Regions from separate parts of the Homo sapiens genome. Here region 1 is linked to region 2. The links are chromatin contacts, found by Hi-C in ENCODE. All regions are on one chromosome and are shown on one strand. The core of a region is the stretch at or near the end of the contact, and the rest is flanking DNA. Distances in the headings are between cores, read along the strand shown.

Region 1 (2,945 bases), core at 359-2,858, 100 kb before region 2:
TATACTTGCCACACACTGTTCTTTTCTATTTGTTGACAAATCCTTTTGAAATTTTTTGGGGAAAATTCACTGGCTCCTGCACGCCGAATTTAAAGCAAACGAATATGGTTTTGTTGTGGAACATACACTGTCTTCATAGTCCTATCCTTATCATCATAATCACCATGGATCATAAAAAATGTAAAATAATATATGTTGATGCCCCCTGATAGCTTTAACTGTAGATCCTTAGAGAAAAATTAACTGAAAGCCAGAACAGTGGAGAGATGTGATTGGGAAATACATTGTCCATTCAATGATACTCTGTTTCATCTTAATAGGTAATTTTTAAAAAGCTAGTTAATGTAAAACACATATATTATATTGAAAGGAAAAAGTGAGATTACTAGTAACTAATGGATCAGTGGAGTGGGTCCAACCATCAGGGCACAAATCCCTAATTTTTCCCACCTACCCTCTTTGGTGTGGACAGGAATGGCAAACAAATCCAAAAAGAAGCCACAAGTCATGCTGATACTGGGCTTTTAAGAATACCATCTCCTCACCACTTCCTTAAAAAAGGAGGCGAGACAACCGGTTGGTGGCATAGGAAGGAAGGACTTTACTGTCTGTGACTGCCCATAATTTTTTGTTCCCCATCATCAGGCAGATTGCATTTATATGCTTTGAGTTACTTCTAAATTATTGCCAGCCACTTCCCAATTATCCACGTTGCCATCATGCCCCATAGCTTCCTTACTAACTTACTTTACTTTCTGCCATTGACTTCTAAAGGGAAGTTTCTCTGTTACTGTCACCGGAAGCCTTGCCCGATTTCAATAAACTACCATTCTAATGCAAGGGAGATTATTGAGTCACTTCAGCAGATTTCTATGCTCTATTGAAACTGAGTAAGAAAAAAATATTTCAAGAAAATGGGAAGTGGAACTAAAAAGAAGTACATATTTTATGGGGTGTAACACTTTACAGAAACTCAAAAGCTCTACTTTTTGTACACTTGATCTCACCACACGCACCATCAATGTATCTGATTTAGATATTTATACGCAACTGGGAGAAATTACAAAATCCAACTTTGAATCTACAGAACTCAGGCAAGTAAGTTGACAGTAATATCCACACCTGCTGGCAGTAGAATATCTGATAAATATGAATAACACTACCTTATTTGCATAGCACTGTTTATAATTTGGAAGTTCCATATTTATTCTCTGTCTCTCCTGTTAACACTCTAAGCTCCTTAAGCTCATGGCCTATCTATAACTTAATCTTTACTTACCACATGTCCCCAGTGCTTAGCACATAAATGGCACTCAACAAATATTTATTGACTGACAACTCACTAATTGACAGACTTAAACAATTAATATACTTTTAGACCAACATATGCCTTCTTACATTTGTGTTAGTTGACCTGTTTTTCAACTAAAAAAAAAAACTATGAGACAGAAAGCCCAAGAGACTAGTGCTAGACCACGTGATTAAAGATAGAGGCACACTGAGTGCCTCTGACTCCCAGACTATATAAGGTAACAGATAAAACCTCACCCTCTCACCTTCCTGTTTCTTTCTGATCTTAAGACTAGGACTGCCATCCAGACAGAAATTAGTTTCTGCATGGCAAGTTGGGGGTTTTTAAGGCTTCCTCAGAGATTTTTGTGTGCTGAGCTTCACCCATTCTCCATTTTTCTCAACAAAGCAGTCTGAGAGCCTTTACCCCTACCTTTCCTGGAGTGGTGGGGTGGGCAACCCTGGGGCTTTCTTTCTCTAGGTAACCAGAAGGATTACAAAGCAAAGTTTCAATGATTGAGACCTCTAGAAACTGAATGCAAGTTCGTGGTTATTTTGCTTATATAGTGTCCTACTATTAAGTCCTTGTATTTATAACATCCTTGTCATTTCTAGTCTAGGTTACTTGGCATGCTCAAACACTCATATATATAATGGCTTTCTAGGATCATAATACTGCAACAGCACAATTTCAAGAAGTTTTGGCAGCATGATTTAAAGTGAATGGGCTCTGGGGACACAATGACCTGGGTTTGAATGCCAACACTTCCATTTAATTTTGTTCCCACTTTACTGGTTTGATGTGCAGATTTCATGCGGTGAATTCCATTAAGCTTCAATGAGTGGCAGCTATATGATTTCCAACATTAGTTACAGCACACTCACTCATTTTAATCACAATCACAGAAGAAGTTTTATTAGAAAAGTTCACATTTCAGGTTAGGAATCCCAGAAGAAAGTACATGCTTGATCTATAAAAGAATGTTGCTTGCTGATAGTTTTAAAACATATTCTTTTATATAAAGATCTATGTAGTTATACAGCCAAGCTTCTCTGCGATTTGAAGGGCAGTCTCATTTCATCCCTGTCTTTAGAGACTCTCATGCAGATCTTCCCTCCTGGGTCACAGGAGGCATAAAAGCTGGCATTACAACATGTGCTGCTCATGGGACATGGTGCTCACCGGCAGTGAAATTTGGACTTGTAGACTAACCAAGATTTCTTAACAGGCCATCTTGGTGAAAACATTGCCTGTTTCTCAGGCTTTACTTCCTCTAAATAGAAACTATTCTAATGGGGGTAGGGAGAATAAAAATGAATTGTGTCTCCTTAGAAACAAGGAACTCGCCAGGCAGGTGACTCATGCCTGTAATCCCCACATGTATGGAAGTCAAGGAGGGATGATCACTTGAGCCCAGGAGTTCCAGGCTGCAGTGAGCTATGATCGTACCACTGCACTCCAGCCTGGGTGATAGAGAACCCAACTCAAAAATAAGCTATAGTGCATGGGCTTCATTTAGCAAATGTTCACTGGGCACTTACGATATATTAAACGTTATACTTTACAATAGGTGGCTCATTAATAAAACTTTCAATTGAGTGTAATTTTACCTCTGTGATTTCTTAAATTTGGAAGATTTTTTGGAAATCCTTGT
Region 2 (3,052 bases), core at 420-2,919:
AAAAAAAAAGAAAGAAAAAAGAAAATTAGCCAGGCATGATGGCGCTTGCCTGCAGTCCTAGCTACTCTGGAGACTGAGGCAGGAGTATCACTTGTGCCCAGGAGGTGGAGGATGCAATGAGCTATGATCTTGCTACTGCACTCCAGCCTGGCTGATAAAGCAAGACCTTGTCTCAAAAAAAAAAAAATTATAACTTTGTAAAATTTATCTTGCTCCTCAATGTGTGTGTGTGCGTGTGTGTGTGTGTGTGTGTGTGTGTGTGTGTAAGAGAGAGAGAGAAAGAGAGAGAGAGAGAGAGAGATTTCCTGGTAGGGCTAGCTGAATTTTCTGGCAGCTGAGGTGTCTCTCTGGCCTTTCCATCTCTTCAAATTCCTCTGTCGCCTATGTCTAAAATTCAGTATTATAAACTTATTTCTAATCCAAATGGACGGCCTTTGTTTTGCTTTTCCTATAGTGATGAAAGGTACTAAAACAACACATTTTAAACTCCTTAGATAAGCCAGTCTGTTTTATTACCATGTATTTCTACTTGCTTTGTGTTAATAAAAATTAATTTCCAGAAATGTCACCAACAGTTTTTCTTTACTTAACACACAGCAAGTTTTGTTTTCATGGTGCATTGTGCACCAGCTTTAATGGCTACGTTTATAAGTTTGCCAGGGCCGGAAGACATTTCTAGAACCCCATATGTTTCCATATCCCATAATATTCGTAACGCCACCAAGAGAAAAGAATGGTGCATGGATTTCTTGACTTCCCTATGAGAATTAAATACTGTTAAAGCTTTTAGAACAGTGCTTGGCACACAGTAAGCTCCATGTGTTTGATAAATTAAAATTAAATCACCTGTACATGCTGTCCCCGTAACCACAGCTTAGAACACACTTCCCAAGGGTTTGTGACAACACAAGCCAATCCTGTCAGAGCCTACTTGACCCCAGAGAAACCAATGTCTTTAATGAGGTTGAACCACAAGAAACTGCCATTTTTGTTGGTCAATTTCAGTTGAATGTTGGCTATTTCATTTGACGGAACCTAACAGGAATTCAGTGTGCCCCAACTTTATAACCATTATGCCATGATTCGTCGCGTTCCTGACTGGAATAATGGGGCTGAGGGGCATGGCGGACCGGCTTGGGGCTCAGCCACCTGTCTCCACAGGAAAACCGCCTCCCTCCACTCGAGCAGGTGGGGAGATCAGGCTACAGGACCGAGGCTGCGGCCTGGGGCTGGCTCTGGGCTTCTGCACGCACCTGAAAAGGGGCCCAAGTTGCAGCAGGTGCAGCAGCAGTACGAGCGGGCGGTCGCGGCTGAGGTCGCGGTGTACGAAGAGAAGCGTGAGCTGCACGAGCGCGCAAGGCAGTAGCGAGAAAAGCAACGTCAGCGCCTGCCACATGCGGTCCCCGCCCGAGCGGTAGGTGCTGCTCAGGCTGAGCGCCGCCGTTGTCTCGGCCACGAACAGGAACACGGACGCCAGCACCGAGGCCGGGAATTTCATCTCCGCGCGTCAGCGGCGCTCACCGGGGACGGACGCAGTGGCGGCGGCTGTGTGGCTGTGGCGGCGGCGGCCGTTGCCCGAGGGGCTCCCAGCATGCCCAGCCCCAAACCGCTCCCGCGCTCTGCGCAGCCCGCCGAGGGCACGCGGGCCCGGCCGACCGGCCTGGGCTCTGGAACTGGACCTGGTGGGGGCGGCCGACCTGGCTGGGGTGGGGTGGGGTGGGGCGAGCTGCGCAGCCCCGCCGGGACACGCCCACGCGCTCCGTGCGCCGCCTGCTCGCTCGCTCGCCAGTGCCGGCTGCGTCTCTGTGGTGACCGTCCCCTGGCGGGCCGCGAACCCGCGCCCTACGACGGCTCAGGCCATGGAGCGGGAGCTCAAAAGGATGCAGTTCGCCCTGCGGGCGTCGCGCGCAGCCTCTGGGTCCTAGAGTCCCTTGGGTCCTATCTTGGGAAACCGTTCACATCCCTTTGAAAAACTGCAACCACCCGGGCCCAGAATTGGAGTCCGGGCGCCTTTCTAGCCCAGTCTATTTTCTGGGCCGAGGAAACGCGTGATTCTTCAAAGGGCCAGCATTTCTGGCCTTTTAAAAATAACCAGACCACACAGAGGCTTTTCAAAGTGCAAGTATATTGTCATGCACCCACCACCAAGTGGGAAAAGATTTCACTTTTCACTGTGCCATGTGAGCATGTCCCTTTGTCTTCCAAATACAGTGGTCTGAAGCATTGCTTCCAGTGGTGAAAAGGCGTCAAAGATCGTCTCTAGGAACCTGTCCTTACCTCCCAGAAAAACTGCCTACAAAATATATTCCTCTGTAACTGTAAGTAATTCAGGGCAAAGATCAGGGCCTAATAAGGAAGTAGTTTTTTTTATTCCAAGACAGACCTCTGCTTATTGGTGTGCCAATACCAAGACTAACACAACTCCTTTTAGCCCATTGAACTTTCCACCATCTTCTTGATATCAGGATGTACTCAGTCCACCCCCGTCCCTCAGACCTCGATCAAGTCACTAAATCTTTCTGAAACTCAGGTTCCATAAAGGGATTAGACTTAAATAATTATAAGATCTCTTCCCCTGTTGAAATTGGGTGATTTCAATCTTCAGGCATCTCTGGCATTTTTCTATTTAGGAAAATAATGTAAACACAAATAGAATATAAAGATTCAAAAGGAATCAAACCAAAAAAGAGGTACAGGGAGAGAATGTGGTGGGCTGTTTTTCTGTTTTTTATGTGGCATGAGAAAATCCATTTATGAGTTAAGGGGCAGATTCAGCCAGCAGCTGAGAGGTAGCAGGCCCTTTCCCTAAAAGGATTACTAATGTCTATTTATAGAACCCAGAAGGCCACCATGTCCTGGGCCAAGATACATACACTGCCACAAATACAGAATCAGCAGCAACACTCCACAGAGTATTTGTGTAATGTTTTACTTGACATCATGGTTAGCTTTAAAGGAAAAATTGGTAGCTTAGAATTATTAATCAGGACACTGAATATTTAGCATTAGATTTTATTTTAAGGCAAAGGATTATCACAGGTTTTACATTAAG

What was found. Hi-C counts contacts between places; a loop is a spot of excess contacts on that map. Pooled maps may share reads with other maps.
Region 1: a loop to region 2 is called in a pooled map, with 2.2 times the contacts of the local background. The contact joins the enhancer-like site here to the promoter of XK in region 2. A Hi-C loop is called at or near these places in 1 of 50 pooled maps.

The regions. Positions count from the first base shown.
Region 1 is chrX:37,785,399-37,788,343 of GRCh38, reverse strand. The region is part of intron 3 of CYBB (cytochrome b-245 beta chain); the gene reads right to left. Among named protein-coding and RNA genes, the nearest start is that of CYBB, 6.8 kb to the right of the region's middle. Within about 2 kb of position 1,608, at least 6 of the 41 ENCODE cell types and tissues checked have a DNase peak (open chromatin) inside an H3K27ac peak, as active enhancers do.
Region 2 is chrX:37,684,408-37,687,459 of GRCh38, reverse strand. It overlaps XK (X-linked Kx blood group antigen, Kell and VPS13A binding protein), which reads right to left and starts at 1,669. Exons shown (of 3, transcript NM_021083.4): 1 at 1,254-1,669. The coding sequence starts at 1,498. LANCL3 (LanC like family member 3) reads right to left here. Exons shown (of 5, transcript NM_001170331.2): 5 at 2,997-3,052. RefSeq lists enhancers at 857-1,366, 1,367-1,878 and a silencer at 1,548-1,927.